Regions from separate parts of the Homo sapiens genome. Here all the other regions are linked to region 3. Evidence: chromatin loops called from intact Hi-C (ENCODE). Cell type or tissue: ascending aorta. All regions are shown on one strand.

Evidence for each region. Peaks named below come from ENCODE experiments on the same cell type or tissue, not always from the same donor. Only the 100,000 strongest peaks of a DNase experiment are listed, where the experiment ranks them.
Region 1: a loop joins it to region 3, with 6 times the contacts of the local background. A loop is called at or near these places in 2 of 110 quality-filtered maps.
Region 2: it touches region 3 in a loop (6-fold over the local background); 2 of 110 quality-filtered maps call a loop at or near these places.

Annotation. Positions count from the first base shown.
Region 1 is chr15:99,472,925-99,480,924 of GRCh38, forward strand. No RefSeq gene overlaps it. Among named protein-coding and RNA genes, the nearest start is that of LINC03080, 42 kb to the left of the region's middle. RefSeq lists enhancers at 1,400-2,076, 2,077-2,752 and silencers at 2,180-2,474, 3,660-3,954. In ascending aorta, no CTCF peak of the experiment used is centred here; DNase peaks (open chromatin) are centred at 1,269, 1,487 and 3,787; H3K27ac peaks cover 4,590 bases.
Region 2 is chr15:99,438,963-99,446,962 of GRCh38, forward strand. No RefSeq gene overlaps it. Among named protein-coding and RNA genes, the nearest start is that of LINC03080, 7.8 kb to the left of the region's middle. RefSeq lists an enhancer at 1-104. In ascending aorta, no CTCF peak of the experiment used is centred here; DNase peaks (open chromatin) are centred at 149, 3,189, 3,739, 4,949 and 2 weaker places; H3K4me3 peaks cover 1,486 bases; H3K27ac peaks cover 5,791 bases.
Region 3 is chr15:99,533,216-99,541,215 of GRCh38, forward strand. No RefSeq gene overlaps it. Among named protein-coding and RNA genes, the nearest start is that of MEF2A, 29 kb to the right of the region's middle. In ascending aorta, no CTCF peak of the experiment used is centred here; DNase peaks (open chromatin) are centred at 3,706 and 4,356; H3K27ac peaks cover 2,242 bases.

The DNA.
Region 1 (8,000 bases), 60 kb before region 3:
CATGGGGACAGGCAAATCAGCTTTTGCCTGGGGGGACCCTTCCAAGGCCTGGACTCCCTGCTGTTGTCAGACCCCTGCCTGGCACTGAGAAAGACCCGGGGAAGCCAACAGTGGCAAGAAGTTGGGGTAGGGGCTGTTTGGAGACACCCACCCCCCTTTTCTAGAGCACTGATCAAGCCGGCTGCAGCAAGGAGCAGGAAACTTGACTCTTCCCCTTTCTTTTTCTTTTTTTTTCTTTCTTTCTTTTTCTTTTTTTTTTTTTTTTGAGACAGAGTCTCTCTCTGTCACCCAGGCTGGAGTGCAGTGGCGTGATCTCAGCTCACTGCAACCTCCGCCTCCCAGGTTCAAGAAATTCTCTGCCTCAGCCTTCTGAGCAGCTGGGATTACAGGCACCCACCACCACACCCAGCTAATTTTTGTGTTTTTCATAGCGACGGGGTTTCACCCTCTTGGCCAGGCTGGTCTTGAACTCCTGACCTCGTGATCCACCGGCCTCGGCCTCCCAAAGTGCTGGGATTACAGGTGTGATCACCAGGCCACCGCGCCCGGCCAACTCTTCTCCTTTCTGATAAGTCCTGGGGTGGCCTTGGGGCAGATGGTCCCCAGCGGCTGCGCGCACCAGGTTTGCAGATCGAGGCACCAGCACTGTGCATGCTGTGACCAGAGGCCTGAGGACCACCCTGCATTCGGTGTGTGTAACCTCTAAGCAAAGACTTTACCTTTCATTGGGAGCCCCATGCAAATCACAAGCCTCCAGAGGCACTTATTAAGTGCCCGTTTCTTCTTTATCTACTTAGATGCTAGACCAAAGAGCTACATTCTAAAATTTCACTGACTGATTTATATCCTGCTTGTTCCCAAAAAGGACGACAATAAAACCACAGGTACAGTATGGCCAGGAACATTTAACCAAGACAAAGGAGGGGAACAAAGGCAGAGAATTATGCCTAGCCTCAGCCTTTCAGGAAAGTAAAATCCAAGATTTCATTCTCCAGGTGTCTTTAAACTTCCCCAAGATGTAAGGGCGACTTCCTTTTCTTTTTGTAAATCTCCTCCAGCCGCATTGGAAAGGCAGCCCGCGCTTTGTGATAAGCGTGGGAGGCCTGTTCCCACTAAGAGGAATTATTCTGTTGCAGGATGGACTGCTGCGGCCATGCAGGCTGAGGCTGGCTTTTTTTGCCCAGTCACTTGACAGCCTTCAGCCCAGCAGCCCTACCCTCTTGGCCGCAGCCACAGAAAGCCTGGGCAGGATTGTGTTTCTCAGCTGACTCTGCACACTGGTGACAGATTGTCCAAGCTGTGCCCTGGCCCGGGTTTGCAGAGCTTCCCCATTTCCCTGTGGATACAAAGGTGAGTGACCAGAGTGAGCCCCCATCGCAGGCCATCGTGCCTGGCACCCTGGGACGCCCAGATGAGTGAGGAACGCTGTGCCCTTGGAGGAGGCAGACACAGCCCCAAATAGTGTCAGGAAGTGAAAGGGGAAGGGAAGGGGGTGAAAAGTGCTGAGTGTGGGCTTTTCGGGGAGCTCCTCTGGTCAGCAGGGTTCCTCCAGGAGCCCAGGGCACAGGGACACCCAGTGGATGGGGCCACTGGGCCAGCATTGCCTACGCAGGAGAAAGGCAGGAGGGGGCCTTGTTTAAGCTCTGTCCCCTTCTATGGCTCTCTCTCAACCTTAAAAACAGGAGACACAAAACCTTCCCTTTGTTTCTACCATTGGAGCATAACGAAATCTGTGATGAGAGCTGGGGCTCAAGCCATTCCGCGGCTGTGACCTCTTGTTTCATGGCCGTTGCCCGAAGGCGCAGAACGTGGGGCTTGAAATTTTGTTCTGCTGTCTGCTTCTCGGCTTAGTTTCTTTGGACTTCTCTGAGTCTTGTTTCTCCCTGCTTAGAAAAAGGTGATAAACGATAGCCACTATCTAGGATATGGAAATTCAATAAACCTATGAATATACCGATAAAAGAATCACATATACGTACAGTATACGCATACACTACATTGACATATGCATGTGTGACTATACACACCACACCTTCTGCACGCCCCCCCCGCAGAGCCTGGAGTGCCCCTGGCCGTGGCTCCCTGGCCCGAGTGTGACTCAGATCCTTAGGGCAAGGACAGCTGCCCCTGTCCCCGGTGGGCCTGCCTCTCTCACCCCCACACTCTGACCCACTCCAGGCTGACAGCAGCTGGGGCCCCCTGGGATGGGCCAGAGCTCCGGCAGCTGCTCCTGGATGGGAACTTGGAGGCCTGACCATGGACGGAGTGCTCCCTGTGCGGGCCCCGGACCTGGAACGCCCACTTGTGAAACCCCAGCCTGCTGACCTTCGGGTCATGGCGCAAAGTGAAGCCTGCCTGTGACTTGGAGGCAGGAGGGCGACTGGAGTGGCGGGAAATGATGGCAGCCATCTGGCTGTGCTATTTACCCTGGCTGCGAAGCCACCCTCCTCCAGCTCTTCTTTTCCCTTCCCTTCAGCATCCTCGCCCCAAGCATACTGCCACGCCCACTGACAGCGATCAAATAATAACAGCAGCAGCGACATGTCCTGAGCTCCCACTGTGTGGGGTGTGCATTCTCCCCTTTCTTGTCACTCTCCCTGGGTCCCTCCTGCCTCCCTGGCTGCACCTCTTCAGTCTTCTGTGCTGGACCCCTCGTCTGCCCAGCCCTGGCCTAGCTCACTGACGGCCGTGTGGTTCTGGCCTGAACCAAACTCTGTCCTCTGCTTGGTTTTCACCCACCACTGGACGTGCTCTAGAGGCACAGGGCTGTGTTGACTGTGTAATGTCTAGAACCTAAGCGCCAATGGGGTGGCCTAGCCCTGGCACAGACGCGATACCCAGGAAATGAATGAGTGCATGAAGAAACAGAGGCTCAGAGAGGGCGAGTCACTTGTCCAAAGCCACAGAGCTGGAGAGTGGTGGAAGGAGGGTTCAGACCCCCTGTCCGGAGGTCCCCTTCCCTTGCCCCACCACCTCCACAAGGAGTGCCTCACCTCTACTGTCAATCACTCTCTACTTCCCCTCCCTCCCCACCCCAGATAGCATTACCTAGGGGCACCGAGGGGGTTCGCGGGCCCCACTGGCCCAACCTGTGGCCTTTCTTAAGCTGAAAAACCTGCTGAAGGAGAAAATGACCACGTTACCTATAAGCAGGAGCATCTGGGTAGGAGCCCGGGGAACATCTTCCTTCTGGCTCCTTCCAAAACCCCAGAACCCAGTGCACGGGCAGCCTTTTGAAGACAGGCGAGCTGGCTCTACCTGTCTTTCTGATTTGAAATCTAGGTCACTCACTGCCTCCCCTCCTCCTTTAGAAGATCAGCAGGATATCTTCTAGGGTCTCAGAGTGAGAGAGGGGACGACAGGGAAAAGCGTTTCAATGGAACCCACACCCTGCCTGCGGCTGTCAGGAACACTTCATTTTGGAAGCCAGTATAATTTATGAGATGCAAATGGATTTAGCACTAAAAAAGAAAAAAAAAATCTTGGAAAAGGTACAAAGTGCACCTCACACCCTGTGTCGAGGCGTGTTTGGGGCTCTGTTAATCATCTCAGACAAAAGAGATTTAATCTCAGGCTAGCTGATCCTGAGAGTGCCAGCATCTCTCCCCAAGCCCAGGAGGCTTGCCCGGGAAGATGCAGGCCTGGCCTCTGTGCAGGCTCCGGGGCTCCGGTGCACGGCACTTGTGTTCAGCTCTTGTCTGAGTCACGCAGTAGATGAAATTACGGAGGTTCCTGCACATGATGAATCAGAAAGCAGGATCAAGCCAAATATTTGGACAAGCCTTGCCTCGCATAGAGCAGGATGAAGACTTCACAGCCAGCAAGCAGCCTGCCAGCAGCAAGCCCAGAGACTGTTTCTGACGAAGTGCTGCCGTGGGGTAAGCTGCAGCTCAGGAGGGAATTAGCTCAGACCCATGAAGCCACCGTGCAGTTGGATCTCTTGGCCAGCGCTGGGCAAAGGGGTGTGTGAGCATCCCAGGGCCCTGAGCCGTGATTCAGTCTTGGGCTCAGAAGAGGGGTCTTGTCACGGTGCAGCGTGCAGGGTGGGGGACGTGGGTTGGGGGAGGAGATGGTTCACTTTGAGTCACCCTCTCAGCCTTCTCTTTCTGGGAGTCTTCAGACAGCAGGCAGCGTTTCCTGCAGCAGCGGGGAGACCGCGCGGCCCTCCCCACGCTCCCGCCTGGGCCCTGGTGGGGGATGCAGGCAGACACGGCGACCACAAAATGGGGAAGGAAGTGAAGCCATGAGTGCCTTGGCAAGGCTTTAAATACTTTGAGGGCTCTCACCAGAGGCCTAATTGCTACCCTTTGGAGCTCCAGAGTTAGTTTTTCAAGGTTGTTTGGAACAATAAAACCCGTAATAACAATGCTACCTTAGATTTGTCTGGAACCTTTTTATTTTGTAAATTAACTTTTGAAAGAACTCAACATTCTTGGGTTTATTTTAAGCTACTTTTCTCCTTCGCAAGGATGCTTCCAGGCACTAAAATAGTCTGCATTGGAGAGAACAAACAAATCCCTACAAGTAAACAGTTGATATTGATGACTAGCAACAGTAGCTAACATGGGCTGTGGACTGACCCTGTGCTAGGCAGACCCCTGCTCCATGATTCACAAGAAAATGGCTTGTCTGAGCTTCACTAGAACCCCTATGAGGTGGGTGCTATTATGTCCCCATTTTGCAGTTGAAGAAACAGGCTCAGGGAGGTTATTATAACTTCCCAAGGCCACACAGCTAGTGTTGCACAGCCAAAATTTAAACCCAGGTGGTCAGACATCCAGCTCATATTCTGCCTCCCGACAGCCCTGATGTTGCACAAACTCATCAGCCAAATGACCCTGAGAACAGGTTCAAGCCATACTTCGATGAGGTCACACTTGATGGCTGCCTTCAGGAGCCTGGCCCGCTCTCCAAGCTTGGAGAACGAAGCTGGGGAGATGGCTTCCTGAAAGGAGGTTAACCACAGGTGAACCAGAGTCTAAGCCCACGTGGGCCAGCCCTGCTTCCCTGGAGAGAAGACTCAGCAAAGATCTTCCTACCTGGGCACCCTCTGAGAAAGCAATGCTGCTGAGCTTGCATGAGAGAGCAGAGCAAAGGCCTGCAGTCCACGGCCAGAGCCCTGGCTCAGAGCCTGGCTGGGGCCCTCATTAGGTGTGAGGCTACTCCTGTTAGTGTTGCTGCATAAAGTCCCAAACTTGGTGGCATAACGCCGCCATTTATTGTATTCACAGATGCTGTGCTTCGGGAATTCGGACAAGGTGCAACAGCGTCTACTTGCTTCATGGTGTCTAGGGCTTCATCTGGGGACGCTTGAAAACAAGGGTTGGGGGATGTGACTTGACAGCTGGGGGCTGGAACAATCTGGAGACATTTTTGCCCACGTGTCTGGTGGTTGATGCTGGCTGTCAGCTGGGACCACAGCTGGAGCTGTCACCAGAATACACAGAAGCGTCCTCCCCATGTGGCCTGGGCTTCCTCATGGGCCTCAGGGTAGTCAGACTTCTTGTGTAACAATTATATTCATTTTCTAGGGGTGCCATAGGAAAGTACCACAAACCGGGTGGCTTAGAACAACAGAAAGTTATCACCTTACAGTTCTGGAGGCTGGAAATCCGAGATCAAGCTGTCAGCAGGGTGGGTTCCTTCTGAGGCTGTCAGGGAGGGATCTGCTCCAGGCCTTCCTCCTTGGCTTGTAGATAGCCATCTTCTCCCCGTGTCTGCACATCATCTTCCTTCTATGTGGGTCTCTCTACTCAAATTTCCCCCTTTTATAAGGGGGAAATTCATAATCCAATAAGTCATATTGGATCAGGGCCCACCTTAATGACCTCATCTTAACTTGATTACCTCTATGAAGATCCTATGTCCAAATAATTTCACATTCTTAGACATAAAAACTTGGGGGGATAACACAATTTAACTTATGTGTCACTCCGGGCTCCAAAGGCAACTGTTCCAAGAGAACCAGCAGAAACCACATGGCCTTTTCTGAGCAGCCTTAGAAGTTGAGCTCCATTCTATTTGGTTATAAGTAAGTCACTAAGGTCAGCCCAGATTCAAGGGGGAGGGACAGAGATCCCACCTCTTGGTTGGAAGAAGGTCAAATAATTTATGAACTTTTTTTTTCTTTTTGAGATAGGTACTATTTTTATTTCTCTTTTATAGGCAGAGAAAGCAAATCCTAGCATGGTCAGGCAACTCACCCGGGGTCTGACAGTTAGTGGATGACAGGGCCAGCGCTGGATCTCAATATGGATGTGCTTTCAAACTTCCTATGACCTGGTGCAAGTTATGTAACCTCAGTAAGCCTTGATTGCCTCATCTGTGAAATGGTGATAATGATACCCAATTCACAGAGTTGTTTTAAGTATTGAATGAGGTGAGTTATGTAAAATGCCCAGCACATTAGAGGAGCTCAATTAATGATAATTCCTCTCCTCCTCCTCCTTTTTCTTCTTCTCCTAGCATCATTATTATTATTATCATCATTAATCTTAAAAGTGGAAACACGATGACAAGAGCTTTGCAGGGTAGGGTAATGAAAAAGCACCAGATGGGAGGTTAAACTCCTTGGATCTTCATTTGAGCTGTGGATGTTTACAGCTGCTAACCTTATTGTGAATGTATGGTGTGTCCAGCACAGAGCTGATCATTTCCACATTTGATCCTATTTAACCTGTACACCAGCTAGCAAAGGCCAGAACTCATATTTGAACCCATGAGCCAATGCACTTCATCTCTATGCTATCCCACTTCTGACAAACAATCTGTAAGCTTTTTTTCCCCAGCAATAACAATATATTACCCATAATAATGGAGCAGGCACAAATGCCATGGCCCATGCTCTCATGTGTGCAAAGATTCAACTTTATTTGCCTTTCCATGAGAAACTGCTTCCTATCTTTAGTCCCCATTTCTCCCTAATGACAAAAAAACAAAAGGTAACCTAGTCATTTCCATGGAAAACCAATTGAATTCGGTGATTTCTCAAGTTAGGTTAAAGCTTGTTGAAATTTAGGATTTTTCTCCCTGAAATGACATCTCAATTTCACAGGGAATGTACAGATCATTGTGTCTAAGACATGCCTGGTTTGTGGTGGTGATAGAGATGATATTAGGTTTTCCCAAGCCCCGTTTAATTTCCCTCATCCTGGGCACATGGACGACTGCATTTCCCAGCCTCTTTTGCAGTTAGGTTGGGGTCATGGTGTTAGTTCTGGCCAAGGGGCTGTAAGGGGATATACTGTATGTCATTTCCTTGCTAAGGCAGTGGGAAACCCCCTGTGCAGCCTTCCAGTCCTCCCTTTCTGCTGAGGCCATCCTGGAAGTCAAAACTAAAATGGAGCAAACTGGACTCCTGAGTCATGGCTTGGAAGGGAGCTACTTAGGAGACCCTCACGACATGCAATGGATTAGACCACAGTGAAAGAGAAACACATGTTCATGTGTCAAGCTACTAAGTTCTGGGGTATGTTTGTTACTACAGCAGAGCCTATCCTATCCTATGCTGATTATAACGAGTCATCCTGTGCTGGCTCCTAACGTCAACATTGATTTCCACTGGTATCTGCTGAAGCGACCAGCATTCCCACATGTCAGTGTCTACGGGACTGAACATATCTCCATCTGGCCCCTGGCTTGCCCAGCCCTCTCTGCCACTGATGACTGTGTCTGCTTGTCACGTGAGAATTAGCCGCCAGCCTGGGCCTCTGGCTTCCATTCTCTGCTCACTACCACATCCATCTCAGGAGCATAGGCAATTTGGGCTACTCTCCCAATCTACAGGCCCAGTAAGACTGCAGGAGACCCCATTGTCACTCTGCTGTCCCCACGCCCATCTCTTCTCAACAGCTCTCCTGCCCAGCAAGCTGGTGTAAGGTTCTCCTACCCTTTGCTTTCCCCAAAATTCATATAGGGGTTGCTTTGTCTTCCCCTGAGCCTGAGCCATCTGGTAGGACAGGAGGGCTCACAGACTTCTCCCTTCCAGCAGCCCCTTCTCC
Region 2 (8,000 bases), 94 kb before region 3:
CCCATTAAATGTTTCAAATTGCCCACACCAAACTCAAAGCTCAGAGTGAGGGCTTTGAAGGCTTTTCACGGAACAAAAATAAAACCTTCGCAGCCTTGGAGAGATGTGGCTGAAATAACCCCCGGGTATGTGAAATGAGCCTGAGGTATGTGAGTGGCCAAACAGCAGCCCTGGTACCCGAGGAGGGAAAGGTTTGATGAACAAACGGAAGAAATGAGGATCGTGGCTGGAAGAGGCGCTGCTCCCAGGGGTTTCACAGATTTTTGTGATTTGATCCAACGTTGGGTGATTAGCTCCACTAATGAGGGAAACAGATAATCCCAAACAATGACTAATCCGTCCAGTGACCTATCCCCCTCCGGCCTTCCATCAAGATGGCTGGGGAGAAGGGGACCAGCCCAGGCAGAAACCCTCGCCGAGGTCTTTGAGGTCGTTCTGAGCTCAGTCTAAACGCAGCCATACTCAGATTCAATTAACGCACTTAGTAAACATTTATTGAGCACCTACTATATGCCAGGCATTGTTCTAAGTGCTGGAGACACAGCAGTCGACAGAATGACAAAGATCCCTGGACATCTCGGCTGCGTGGTCCTACAAACCCAGAAGGAGCATGTGACGGTTCTCCGGGGCCACCTTCTCCAGCTGGACCAAGCACATAAATCATCTGGGGCCTTGTGAGGAGCAGCCTCTGATCAGGGTCTGAGGAGGGGCCTGGGGCTCTGCATTTCTGACAAACTCCCGGGCGGTGTCATGGCTGCTGGCCCAGCTGCCTGAGTTCCATCCCAGCTCCGTCACCCACTATGTCAGCGTGGGCAAGCTTTTTAAATGCATTCGCCTCCATTTTCTCATCTACAAAATAGAGCTTCAAATAGAGCCCACCTCACAGAAATGTAGTAGGGATATACATTTTCTTTTTTTTTCTTTTTTTTTTTGCCTAAGCCCGCTTGCACTGGGTTTTCCATCCCTCACAGGGTCTGTGGATGCATCTTTGTATCTTGCTCTTGCTCTGAATTTCCCCGTCTTTCCTGCCAAGCCACCACATACCCTTGATTCAAAAGGCTCCTTTCAGACCTGAGAGGGTGGAAGGGTGCACAGCTTTCTCCTCAAACTTTGCCACTTGGGGTGGCTGAGCATGGAGACAGGAGTGAAGGGCTTCTCCATAGAGCTGCGGCTGGAGAATCTCATCCTGCACAGCCTTTTAGCAGCGGGGGGACTGAGCGGACTGCAGTCCCCATATCACCCGGGGACCACGGAGATCATCTGGAAAGATGGACTAGCCAAGAGTTACTCAGCACTCTGGATCTGCGGTCAGACTCCCCAGGTGCGACTCTTGGCTCCTCCGCTCAAGACCTGGGTGACCTTAGGCAAGGGACTTAACCTCCCTACTCCTCTTCCTGTCCAGTAAGGTGGACAGGTCAAGGTGGTCCCGACTTCTAGACTTGGTTGTTCCTCCATTTCTCTGCTTTCTTGTGATCCAATTTGGAAGCAGGCCCACAACGAACATGGTGGGGAGGCATCTGTTCCAGGCAGGTGGCATTTTACCTTGGGGCTTCACACTCCCCAGTGGGTGAGTTAGTGGTTTAGATGCCACTAGTGGTGGTCACACTGATAGGTCATGGAGACTGACGCCAACCTGGGTTCCAGCAAGGGGTTCGAATGTCTTAATGACATTCCAAAGCTCTTCCAAAGCTGAAAGACTGAAAATGAACCTGACACTGTGAGACCCACAGGGCAGGGCAGGGAACATGCCCAGTGAAGCCCGAACCCCTTCATCTGGGTGGTGACCAGCCTGAGCACTTGAGTGTGAGTCAGGCTCAGGCAGCCGCGGCGGCAACTCACAGCCTTCGGCAACCCCTGCCACCCACCACACCTTCCTGGTGTAAGCAGGAGGCCTTGGTCTCAGGGAGAATCTCATCTACCACCTACTGGGTGGATAACTATAAAGCGACTAGGCAATTTGCTTAAGCCCGCTGGGTCTCAGGTGTTTCATGTATAACATGAGAACATTGGAATCATGGTTTCTAAGGATGCTTGGCTTCATGCCAGGTGGGACGACAGCGACTCCAGCAGAACAACGGTCTGCAGTGTCACTGTAGCGGGGTGGGGGGGCTCACCCAGTACATCCCCACCCGGAACCTGTGTGGAGGCTTCCTCCTCTACAGCAACGCCATGCAATATATGGGACATACTTTACAAACAATCATTGTTTATCTGATATTCGGTTTTAACTGAGTGTCTTCCACTTTATCTGTCAACCCTACCCCCTGACTCCATGCTCCACTTTGCTCTCCCACCCAAAGCCTCCCAGCCTCCCTGAAGTCTGGCTCACCTTGCGGCCTGCCCCAGCTCCGATGCCCCTCCTCAGTTGGGGGAAGAGGATGTTCCGTCTCCTGTCTATACTAAGTACAAACTACGTTTATCTCCAGCTTCTTTTTTGATTTGCAAAAGGCTATCTTGGATTTTGTTGTTGTTAAGCACAGTGCCTGTTTTTTGCTTTTTTTTCATTCCCACAATCACTTTCCTTCTCCTGAAAGCAATGTGGGTGTGAGGACTTTGGGAAAGGAAGAGCTCAAGGATGGATCCTTCGAGACGCTGTCTCTAAGCGCAGGGAGCCGAGGAGGCTGCCACTACTGGGGCAGAGGGTGGGGAACGGAATCCCTCTGGGAACTCAAGGGTGTGGACGAGGTTTAACTGTTCTAAGGGCATCTTGTTTGGAGCCCAGCTGTATGCATTGATGAGGCCCATTTAAATATTTTAAATAATTAGTAAATTCCTTTTTGCAATAGGAAATGCTTGTATTTTTTTTTTAACTCAAATGGCACAAAATGGCATTGAGTGAAGCCTCATTCTTTCCCATCCCCAAGCTTTTTCTCTACTCCCTGAAGACCAACTTGACGACAGAGGCAAATTGTGCACTCTGGGACATATTCGTCCCTTTTGGTTGGGTGTGTTTTGGGCACAGGCAGTAGCTGTGCAATGTGCACGGTTCGGCATCCTGCTTCCCCCTCACTCTCCTATGCTGGAGAGCATTGTAAACCCACCCCATCTGCAGTTGCCTTTAGGTGGGTCACCACATGCAGTGGGGGATGTAGTCTCAGCACCTGTGCTGGGGCTCAGAGAAAGGACCTGGCACCAGACATCCATGAAACACTTGGATAGCCCCTGGGAATGCCACCCTCCTCCTGGAACAGTTGGTCCAGATTGCTGATTAATGTTTACCAGAACAATTTAAAACTCAACTTTGCATTCAAAAGAGAGCCCAATGCTATACCAGAGGCAAAGCTTTGTGATCGCATCTGAGCTTTGTTGACGTGCTTAGAGCTGTTTGTACACACTTTTAATTGGTATATATACACCGACTTTTGTTTTGCTCCCTTTAATGCCACTGCTCATAAACACTTCCCTGTACTAACATAAGATCATATCTTTTTGATTTGCAATGGAAAAACTGTGTCACTATTTTTTCCACCACTCAAGCATCTATGGACTTGATCTTTTTGCCAGAGTTCTCTGGCTGGCGTTTGAATACAAAAAAGAATGTGAGCTATGTCATCTGAAAACTGCTGATTAACTCTTAAAATTTCTCAGCTCTCATTTGCTCCACATGTAAAGATTAAAAGCAATAATAGTCATGTGATTGCCTTCTTCTGCTTCAGAACACTCCACCCCCACCCCATCTTCTCCACACATGCCATTCCTTGCAGGCTTCTGGCAGTGGAAAGGATTAGTCAACTATGTCAAAGGCCAGGAGCCAAACATCACGCCCCGCGCTAGCCAGGAAAACCCTCCCCTCCCAAGCCGTGCCCTCTCCCTGCCAGCCCCAACACCCCAGGCACCTGGTACAAAATCATTGAGCCGAGAGTGGGTGCTTCGGTGGCTAACTCTCCCCTTCGCAGCATTCACGGAAATACTCACGGGACCACGCTGGAAAAGAGCATACGGGGTTTCCCCTTGAAGGGTGATGAGGCTGAGTCTCCTTAAAGACAGGATTGCCATTGCAAATGTTACGGCAAAGATGAATTTTGAGCTCGGTGCAGACATAGGTAACCAAAGACGTGATATCACCACATGTACTGGTGTTGGAGAGCAGTCACCCAATCAGAAAACATGACAATGGATGGGCTGGTGCTGGACCCTGGAGCCCACTTCAGGGTGGGGTGAAGCTGTTAACCTTCGAGATGCTGGGTCCCCTGGGGGCTCTGGAGAAAGGCTAGGTCAGCCAACCATGGGGGCACAGCAGTGGGTACTGGGCCATAGTCTGGAAAGATGGCAGGGTCCTCATAACCAGCGCAGCCATCACTGGGAGTACTGGCTAAACACTAGCGCCTGGAGTGAGGGAAGTGCGGGGCTCCCGTGGGTGGCTCCACCTTCTTTCCATGCACCTGCCCTGAGGCTGCCCTCAGCAATCCTTATATCCTGCAGAGAGACCTAATTCCACAACAGGTTAGTATAAAAGGGGTAGAGTACTGTTTGGGGAGCCAGGAGAGACGTGGTCCAGCACAGGGCAGGAGCATAGCAATTCCTCAGGAGCTGTGCCCATTTTTTTCTGTTTGTTTGTTTTGTTTTGTCTTTTCCTGAAACGGAGTCTCACTATGTTGCCCAGGCTGGAGTGCAGTGGTGCGATCTCAGCTCACTGCAATCTCCGCCTCCTGGGTTCAAATGATTCTCCTGCCTCAGCCTCCTGAGTAGCTGGGATTACAGGCACCCACCACCATGCCTGGCTAATTTTTATTTTTTGTATTTTTAATAGAGATGGGGTTTTGCCATGTTGGTCAAGCTGGTCTCGAACTACTGACCTCAGGTGATCCACCCGGCTCGGTCTCCCAAAGTGCTGGGATTGCAGGTGTGAGCCACTGCGCCCAGCCAGGAGCCGTGCCCGCTCTTTCCCAAACAGCTGCCCAGCCTACCCCTCCTCTCCTCCACGCGGCCTCTCAAGACCTTGCTGGAGGTCCTGGGCAGCTCAGCTCTGACACACGTGACTGTTTCGGTCATGGTTCACACTGGGCAGTCTGAATGTGAAATTAGGGTGATTGACAATCACGCCAGGTGCCACCCTAGCAAACCACGAACTTCTGTCTCCCTCGCTCTGACTTATAAACCCTCCTTGGCACAAGAAAAGCCAGTGGTTTGCTAAATAGAGAGCCATTATTCCCTCCAAGCATTCTCCTTGGAGACAAGAACAAGTTTCTCCCTATGGGTCAATTCAGCTGCAGAGAAAATACTTTCTAGTCTTCCATGTATATAGTCAGAAGGAAGAAAGGAAATAGGCACATAAATAAATGCACATTTTGTGGGCAGTCTTTTTGTGCCAGGAAATAACATGTTCAATGTTATTTAACTTAAGCCACACAGGTCTGTAAGAAAGGTGGGGTTTCCCCCTGCCGTTTTTGTTTTTTTTTGTTTTTTTTTTTTGAGACAGAGTCTCACTCTGTCATCCAGGCTGGAGTACAGTGGCTCTGTCTTGGCTCACTGCAACCACCACTTCCCAGGTTCAAGTGATTATCCTGCCTCAGCCTCCCAAGTAGCTGGGATTACAGGCACCTGCCACCAGGCCTGGCTAATTTTTGTGTTTTTAGTAGAGACACGGTTTCACCATGTTGGCCAGGCTGGTCTCGAACTGCTGACCTCAAGTGACCCACCTGCCTCGACCTCCCCAAGTGCTGGGATTACAAGCATGAGCTACCATGCCCAGCGGTTTTCCCCGTTTTACGGATGAGGAAATTGAGACTCAGAGAGGTTCCCAACTGGTGGGTGGTAGGGTCAGAATTTTAACCAGCCAGTCAGCTTGTCTGACATTATGTTCCAAACTTTTCAGAGAACAAATCACCCATATCTCTAAAAGGCAAGACACAAGGTATACTCAGAAGGCCATTTACCCTTCAAATGAGGACTCAACTTGAGGCTGGAGACATATGGCCCCTTCCTTCACAGCATTTTTCTGTTTTACTTTGGACCTTTTTGACATTTTTCATCAGTGGGCTGCTGCTGACTGGTTTTGATAGGCACATTTTTATTTACATGCAAATTCTCAGCAAGCAGCTCACATGTAAATACTATACTAATTATTAAACTTGTATGGCTCATCAGAATGCTGCATCCTAATTGGCTGCAAGATTGTCGATAACCGACAGTAGCCTGATTTGGAGCCTTACCAGTTTTCACATCTGCATAATAAAAGGGAACAGGAGGTTGAGAGTGTATACCTATTTTATATGTGTTTCTTCAAGGTCAAATAATCTTTTATTTCCTTCCCAATCTACATATTCATAAAGACCTTTGTGCAATTAATGAGACGGAAGATTAAATGGTTGCAGATTAAGAACAAACCCTACTATTCTAATTAGAGTAAAAGTTACTTAGTCAATCAGATTAGAATTCCAGATTCAAACTAGCAAACACCGAGGCATAATAACGCCAGCACACACCGTCCCCCTGACTGAACTGGTAGCTGACACACAGCTAGTGCAGCCGGGCAGGAAAGCCATGAGCCCTGGGAATTCTTTTTGCCTTTGCAAAGACCCTTCTAAGTGCCGCCAATGGTGGAAAAATTGAGAGTAGGGGATGGAATCTCATCTCATCACATCACATCACAACAAGGCAACATTGTTTGGCCCCATTGGGGTTACAAGAAGAAAGAGTCTGCCCACATCAATTGGTTTGTGATTTTCCCCAGAGTCCTCTTTGGGGAACGTTAAGGAGTTTTGGCAAACAATGAGTACTTATGGATGAGGTCTTGGGGCACTGGGGCTGGGTACAGAGATTTAAGATTCGGTCCCTTCTGTAAGGGAGCTTGCAGTTTCCTTTGGGACATCAAGACCTGTACATCTGGAGATGATTTTGAACGAGGTCTTCACTTGGGCTCCACAGACGGCCGGAGCAGTGTTTCTGGTTGTTGCTCTTGTTGTTTTGTGTTGTTTTGTTTTGTTTTGTGATGGCGTCTTGCTCCGTCATGCAGGCTGGAGTGCGGTGGCACCATCTCGGCTCACTGCAACCTCTGCCTCTTGGGTTCAAGTGATTCTCCTGCCTCAGCTTCCCAAGTAGCTGGGATTACGGGAGCGCACCATCAAGCCTGGCTATTTTTTTTGTATTTTTTTACCAGAGATGGGTTTTTGCCATGTTGGCCAGGCTGGTCTTGAACCTCAGGTGATCCCCCCACCTCGGCCTCCCAAAGTGCCAGGATTACAGGTGTGAGCCGTGGCGCTTGGCCACGGAGCAGTGTTTCTTGAAGTACGGGTCTAGAACAAGCATCTAAACAACTTCAGGCCAAAATGCAGATTCCCTGTCACCCCAGACCAGCTGGTAAAGCTGGAACATCTGTATTTTTGACAAGCCCCTGATGATTCTGATGCACATTGAAGTTTAGAAACCACTGGCTTGAAGAGTCCCTGAATGGACTTCAGCGAATCCACAGACGCCCTGACATTGCAGACATTTTATATTTTATGTACATTTTTCTAGAAAGAGGTCCATAGCTTCCATCAGGTTCTCAAAAAGTGTCCATGCTCCAGAAAAAGGTTAATATCCCTAGAATAGCAGAAAGGGATTAGGAGAGGGGAATCCAGCAAACCAGCAGACACTGGCCACATATGACCCAGGGCAAATCATGGAACCTGAAGTTTAGAGATATCCCCAGTGCAGTGCGGTGTTGGCGATTCTTTCCTTCAGCCCCAGTGGTGCAGGCAACAGCACTACAGGAGCTCAGAGGAAAGAGCCAGGGTGAAGCGATGGCCTGGACGAGAGCTCTTCCCAGCAGAGGAGGGTTCGTCTGGTCCACAGAGGAAGGGCAGTCCAGCTTGCTCACGCGGGGTTTGCATAGCCAAGGCACCAGCCAGGCGGGGACACGCACACAGGGAGCACTGGGAGTGTGAGTCTCCTCCTCTCTCTTTGCCCTGTCTCTCCTTTGCCTCCATATTCTCAGGAAACTTGGAGCTTGGTCCCATTCGCACCTGAAGCAGATGGTGCACCTTCTCCGTCCTGAGTGCCGCCCTTACCCAGCGGGG
Region 3 (8,000 bases):
TCCCAGCACTTTGGGGACCGAGGTGGGTGGATCACTTGAGGCCAGGAGTTCGAGACCAGCCTGGGCAACATGGTGAAACCCTGTCTCTACTAAAAATACAAAAATTAGCTGGACATGGTGGTGCCTGCCTGTAATCCCAGCTACTCAGGAGGCTGAGGCAGGAGAATCACTTGAATCCAGGAGATGGAGGTTGCAGTGAAAACAATCCCATTTACAATAGCATCAAAAAACATTTAGGAATAAATTTAACCAAGGAAGGGGAAGATCTGTACAGTATTATGTAAACATTTAATTACTTATTAAATATATAAATACTAATTTTTTAAAAACTTCTTAAAGGATTTAACATAAGGAGAAAAATTGTATGTTGATGGGTTTTTTGCTTTGTTTTCTTTTGTTATTTTAATACTTTGAGGATGTTGCTGTACCATCTTCTCACTTGCAGTTCCAGATGAGAAATGTGCTAGAATCCTCACTTTGTTCCTCTGTACAATAAGGTGTCTTTCTTCCTTTGGCTGCTTTAAGAGTTTCTCTTTTTTATTTTTTATTTATTTATTTATTTTGAGACATAGTCTCCCTCTCTCCCTCTGTTGCCCAGGCTTGAGTGCAGTGGTGTGATCTTGGCTCACTGCAACCTCTGCCTCCCAGGCTCAAGCGATTCTTGTGCCTCAGCCTCCCAAGTAGCTGGGATTACGGGTGTGCGCCATCATGCCTGGCTATTTTTTAATTTGTAGTAGAGATGGGGTTTTGCCATGTTGGCCAGGCTGCTCTCAAGCTCCTGACCTCAAATGATCCGCTCACCTTGGCCTCCCAAAGTGCTGGAATTACAGGCGTGAGCCACGGCGCCCGGCCCAAGAATTTCTCTTTACCATTGGTTTGAAGCAATTTGATTGTAATATGCCTTGGTTTTCTTCACCTGTTTATTTTTTATGTTTTAAATTTTGGAGACAGGGTCTTGTTCTGTCACCTAGGCTGGTGCAAAGCTCACTGCAGCCTCGAACTCCCAGGCACAAGTGATCTTCCTGCCTCAGTCTCCCAAGTAGCTAGGACTACAGGTGGACGCCACCATGTCTGGCTAATTTTTTTTATTTTTTTGTAGAAATGAGTTCTCGCTTTGTTGCCCAGGCTAATCTTGAATTCCTGGCCTCAAGTGATCCTTCCACCTCAGCCTCCCGAACTGCTGGGATTACAGGCATGAGCCACCATGCCCAGCCTTCTTCACATTTCTTGTACTTGGGGGTTAATTGAGTGTTTTGAATTTATAGTGTGAGTTTATATTTTTCATCAGCTTTGAAAAAATTGAGGGTATTATTTCTTCAATTATTTTTTCTGCTCTCTCCTCCTTTGGAGACTTCAATTACACATATAGTAGACCACATGAAATTGTTCCACAGTTCACTGAATCTCTGTTAATCGTTTTTTTATTCTATTTTTTCTTCTGTGTTTCATTTTGGATAGTTGCTGTTGCCATGTCTTCAAGTTCACTAAACTTTTCTTCTGCAGCATAAATCCTGTCCCAACTACTTTTCATCTCAGACATGGTAGTTTTCATCTCTTAATTCATGTGTGTGTGTGTGTGTGTGTGTGTAATATCTACCATATATCTACTTAACATGTTTAATCTTTATCTTCTGGTACACACGAAATACAATTATAATTACTATATTTATGTCCTTGGCTAGCAACTACATCATCTGTGTTATTTTGGGGCCAGTTTCTATTGATTAATTTTTTTCTCATCATGGGTCATAGTTTTCTGCTGTTTTGCACGCCTGGTAATTCTGAGATACCAGCATTATCAATTTTACATTTTTAAGTGTTGGACACTTTTGTATTCCTACTTCTATTCATATTCTTGAGTTTTATCCTGAAGTTCAGTTAAGGTACTTGGGTCCAGTTTGCTTCTTTCAGATTTTACTTTCAAGTTTTGACAGGAGGGCCCAGAATAGCATTTAGTCTAGGGTTAACTTTTTCCCCATTACTGAGGTAGAATCTGTGACCACTGAACTGTGAACCCTTCCCTGCTCAGGCTGATTTCCAGCGTTGCTCCCTGTAATCCTTTCAGGGGCTTCTTTCTTCAGCCGTGGGTAGTTTTCTCTTATGCATGTGCTGATCCGTCCATAGCTGAAGACTTACAGGGACTTCCTTGAAGATCTCCAGAACTCTTTCTCTTTGCAGCTCTTTCTTCTTTGATACTATGTCTTGCAAACTCTAGCCACCTCTGTCTCTCAGACTTCCAACTGAAGTCTTCTTAACCAGGGGAGACTAGCAGGCTCCAGCTGGGTTCCCCTGCCTGCACTCATGCCTGGAAACTGTCTTCTGGCTGTACACTTTGGCAATGGTAGGCTTCCCTTTATTCATTTCCCAGCTCTCATGGATCACTACACTTTGTTAGCTGATTTCCAATGTTTTGAAAATAGTTGTTTTGTATATTTGGTGCAGATTTTAAGTTATATTGATGGAGAGTCTCTGACCCATTATCCCATCTCGCCTGGCAGCCGAAGTCTTCAGAGGTAATCAAGTACCAAAGATTTAGTCTAATGTTGAATGTGGATGAAAAAGGAAGTACCATATTTTTATTTTAATGCAGTCATTCTTAAATGTTTTTATGCTGCAGATCCTCTGGCCATCTTGTGAAACCTATGGATTACTTTTGAGAATGTTTGGAAATGCACAAGGTAAAATACAGAGGACTACAGTGGAAATCATTATAGTGGATGTAGTTATTAGAATATTTTTCTAAGTGAATTTGTGCCATAGTAATAGATGTGTTTCTTAATTAATGCATTGAATAACAAGACCTAATAGTGGGTCTAATGAGTTCTGTAATTTTCAAGCAGTAATAAGCATAAGCATTATTTTGAGATATTTACAACAAGGTAATGTAATTTAAATATATCACTACTTCCCATTGCTGACAACGTCAGGGTACTATTGATGTTACTGTGGTTTGTTGCCAACATACATTACAGAAGGCAATGCTAAATTTCAGTCATAGGTTAATAAAAATAAACATCCAATTGCTCTTTCACCCAAGATCAAAGACCCCTGAATTCTGTCCACAGACCCCTGAGAAGTCCGTGGGTCCAGGATAAGAACCCCTATTAATGAATGGAAACTGGAGTGCCTGGGAGTTGTGAGTCTTACACAATTGGCTAAGCTTGTGAACTGACAATGATTTTGTCTGAATCTACCTTGGGAATGTGAGATGCCATGAGGATAATTTTGGCGTGGGTTGGGGGGATAGCATTTACAAGACAACTGGGAGTGTCCTTCATGCCAAGATGGGTCTCCCTACTGTGGTTCCCCACCAAGCAAGTTTGCCCCCACTGCTGAGGAGTCCACCTGTCAAATGGCTTCTTGCCCAACTCCCAGCCTGAAGCTCAAGATTCATCACTCAAAACTGACAAATTGGGCAGGTCTGATGTTTATTTTTGCCTCTGGTCCTTTGGCCAGGCCACACACTCTTGGATTTCTGAATATGCAGTTCTGTTCCTAACCAGTGTGTCCCAACCAGAAAGTCACTGTAATTTTTGGTTTTGTTCCCAATCTCCCTCCAAATGTCATTAGTCATATCCTCCTTCCCATTTCTGCCTTGAATAGGCAGTCATTATGATGAAGCCAGGCTTGTTTCAGAATTCCATGAGAACCACAGTGTCAGGCTGTGACAACTCTGGGGCTGGAAATGGAAAAGGCTGTGATCTGGGGTTGGCTGGCACCGTCCCCGTGAGTCATTATGGAAACACTGTCCCCGGATTCTGCTGAGAGGACTGGGTTGCTGGTGAGTCCATCTGTCAGATGAGATCCTGACCCCCTGACACCTTAAAACGTTCCATAATATGTGGGATGTTGGGCCTTCTGTCTGGTATCCTGGCTACATTAAAATTTGGGTTGTTTTATTCTATTTTTGGTTCCCTTGCAGTTTCCAATGTGTTAAAAAACAAAATACAATTTTTTTCAGATTACAAAAATAATACATATTCATTGTACAGAAATTGAAAAAGGCAGAAAAACATACAGAAGGAAATTCTACCACCCAGAGATAAGGATTTTTTAAAATGTTGCATTTGCTTTCAGATGCTATTTAGATTATAGTTTATAAAATACTTTTGTAAGCTGTGTGCTTTTTAAAACTCTAACAGTATAGCTCACACAGTCTGCCTTATAAAAAGCACAAATTCTATCATTTTTTTCTCTGGAGGAGGCCTTATATAAGACCATCTAGTCTAACACACTCTTTGTAAAAATGAGGCAACTGTGATCCCAAGAGGGTAAGTAACTTGCTCAGGGCTCCCCAGCGTATGAGCCACAGAGTCAGGAATGGGAGTATGGATCTTGTCTCAGCATCCTGCTGCCTCGTGACCTGCCCATGTGCTGTCAGTGTACATCTTCAGACAAGAGCTGAAAGCACTCCGGCCTCTCTGCCTCTTGACCCGGAGGAAATGTAGATGAGTTCCCAGGCTTACTGAATAGGACATTTGCCCCTGCTTTAGACCTTGAGTTAGGGAACTATTTAACATCTTTGAAATTTTCATTCCCTAGGGGAAAGCTTAAAATTTGAGGAAAAACAAAAGGCTCTTTCCCATGCAAAAATTATTTTTGGTTATCATTTGGAAAAGAAAAATAGGCATTACTAACAACTTAATGACTTCACTAATATACCTGCCTTTAAACTTAAGAATAGTTATTTAATAAAGTTTATAAACTCTACTAAAGTACGTACACAATAGTATGTATATTTTATAATATGTGTATTTCCAGGAAATGTGAATTCACCCCAGAAAGTAAGGAGGCTGCCTGTATGGTATGGGATGGGATGGGATGGGATGGGATGGGATGGGATGGTATTAGTATGGGATGGTATGGTATGGGATGGGATGGGATGGGATAGTATTAGTATGGGATGGGATGGTATGGTATGGGATGGGATGGCATTAGTATGGGATGGTATGGTATGGTATGGGATGGCCTAGTAACCGTATGGTATGGCCTGGCATAGTATGGCATGGCATGTTAAGGTAATGGCATGCTATGGTATGATAATGGTATGGTGTGGTGTGGTATGGCATGGGATGGTATGGGATGGTAATGGTATGGTATGGTATAGTGTATAGTATAGTCTGGTGTATAGTGTAGTGTTGTTATATTGATAGTATAGCATAGTATAATATAGTAAAATGACTGTAATTCAGATTTAGGTGGTCTTGGATTTAAATCCTATCTCAGCACCTACCTGGTTGTGTAATCTTGGAAACTGAGCCTCTTTGAGCTTTATTTCATTATCTGTAAAATGAAAATAGTAATAGCAGTTATCCCAAGATATAGATACAATAAATAAAACAATGCATTCCCATTTCCTTTTTAGAAGAAAGTAAAGAAAAGGTAAGAAACGAATTTATGAACTGGTGATTGTAATATTTCTGAATTGTTGATTATGACAATTGCCTACTGCTCATCAGTATTACTGTGCCAAACAGCTGTGATGAGAGGAGCAGGGATAAGGCCTCCCCCTAAGTATGGGTGCCAATTCCAAAAGAAGGAACTGCTGAGAGCCACACTGCCACCCCAACTGGTGAATATTTCACTCTTTACGATCGTCTCCTTCTATAATTTTTAATAAAATAAAAATCAAATCTATAAAAATTACAAAATCAAATATTTCAATTAAATTGAAATATTGGGTAACAGATAATAATCAATTTTTCAGAATACACAAGGACATGAACAACAGGATGTGTTAACTTCAAGGACAAATAATAGGGTCAGACTTCAAGTAGAACATGGTTGAGTAAATCAACATCTTTCACCTTGTCCTCCAGAGAATCCTACAAAAGCAGCAAGGAGAATGAAAAACACCCTACATACTCCACTTTCAGTGAAATCAAGATAGCTAGATATTATATGCAGACTCTAAAATTTGTGCAAGGAATGTCAAGGCGGCTGATATTAAGCAAAAGCTATAAGAAGAATATAAAGAAAAAGGTTCAGAGAGCAGCTAGATGGCCCAGGGTGGGGGTGGGGGTAGCAGAGTTGAAAGTGCCAATAAAAATAGGTAAGAGGCTCTACTCGACGTGTACATATGTGTCTCCTGTTTTCAGTTAAAAAAAAGCAAGAAGTATAGTAAGCAAAGCTGGGCAGCAGAAACACTCTTGGATGGGTCATATGATACAAAAAAGCAAAAAAGGTGGAGCTGCTCAAAGAATCACAAAGATGCGCCTTATCTGCAAGAAACAGTCTGTCTCTGTGGCAGAGCAGAGAAGAAGAAATTCTGTGAGTTGTAAAATTTAGAAGGTTATATTGTCTCCAGTCCACCTCTCCATACCACTCCCCTGCCGGAAACCTTTTGATCCGGGGAAACCCAAGTCATTCAAGATGAATAATTTTTAAAATGAACTACCCAAACACAAATTTAAAGATACCTGCTTTTATATCTTGCTGAAAAAATCAGCAAGATTTGCCAAGAAATAAAGAATACTTATCAGAAAAATGTTGTCATCATGAAACCAGTAAAATGTTGCTTAATATGTTGCCATGAAATTTAAAGATTATTGAAGAAATTTCCTCTAAAAGTAAAACTACAAGGCAAAAATTAATATTAAAAAGCAAAAATATCGGCCGGGGCACGGTGGCTCACACTGTAATCCTAGCAATTTGGGAGGCCGACGCAGGTGGATCACCTGAGGTCAGGAGTTTGAGACCAGCCTGACCAACATGGTGAAACCCCATCTACTAAAAATACGAAAAAAAAAAAATTAGCCGGGCATAGTGATGGGCACCTGTAATCCCAGCTACCTGGGAGGCTGAGGCAGGGGAATCGATTGAACCTGGGAGGCGGAGGTTGCAGTGAGCAGAGATCATGCCATTGCACTCCAGCCTGGAAGCGAAACTCCATCTCAAAAAAAAAAAATCTATCTATCTATCTATCTATCTATCTATCTATCTATCTATCATCTATCTATCTATCATCTATCTATCATCTATCTATCATCTATCTATCTATCTATCTATCATCTATCCATCATCTATCTATCATCTATCTATCTATCATCTGTCTATCATCTATCTATCGTCTATCTATCTATCATCTATCTAATCTATCATCTATCTATCTATCATCTATCTATCATCTATCTATCTATCTGTCTATCATCTATCTATCTATCATCTATCTATCATCTATCTATCTATACACATATATCAGGGAAGAGATGATAGAATAATAGGAAGAAACAAATCACGTGCTTGAAGAACTTGGGAAAGAAATAGAATAACATAGCAAAAGGACCATAGAATTAAGACAAAATTGACAAGAACATAAAAGAGAAGACACAGTATTGACAAAAAAGAGTAAAAGTGAAAACAATGAACAGATGAAATGGAAGTAAAGAAAGTTTTTCAAAAGATGAAAGAGAAAATGTTAGATGTAGAAGACAGGCAAAGGATATCTAACACATACAGACAAACTTCAGAAAACCAAGAGATGGTTGAACATAGCATATACCTAACTATAGTTCCAAGGCTTAAACAAATGTGGGGATTAGCATGACAGATCAGAAAATGTGTCCCATAATCTGCTGAGATGTTAGAAATGATACAATTCCAGAATAGAAAAGAGAAGGGAGGTAAAGGTGGAAGGTAGAATATGCTCACTAATTGACCCCTTTGTAGTTGCAGAAATCAAAGGATATCACTTAAGGTTGAACATCAAGTAAAAGATTTATGGGCATATTAAATTGTACAAAGATAAACATAAGAAAGATAACACTGACTAAAATTAGATGATGAAGGAAAGGAAAAGGTAGGGAAGGAGGAGGAAATATGCTAATTTCATTATTGCTCATAATAGGGACCTGACAGATATAGTCCAAAGTAGAGAACTAAGAGCATGATAGGAAGTTATCATTACAAAGGTAAACATCAAACATGCAAACCTGCCTAATTTGCAGAAGAAACTTGCACAAAAATAAAATGAGAGAATAAGGTAAGTAGTGAATGACTTT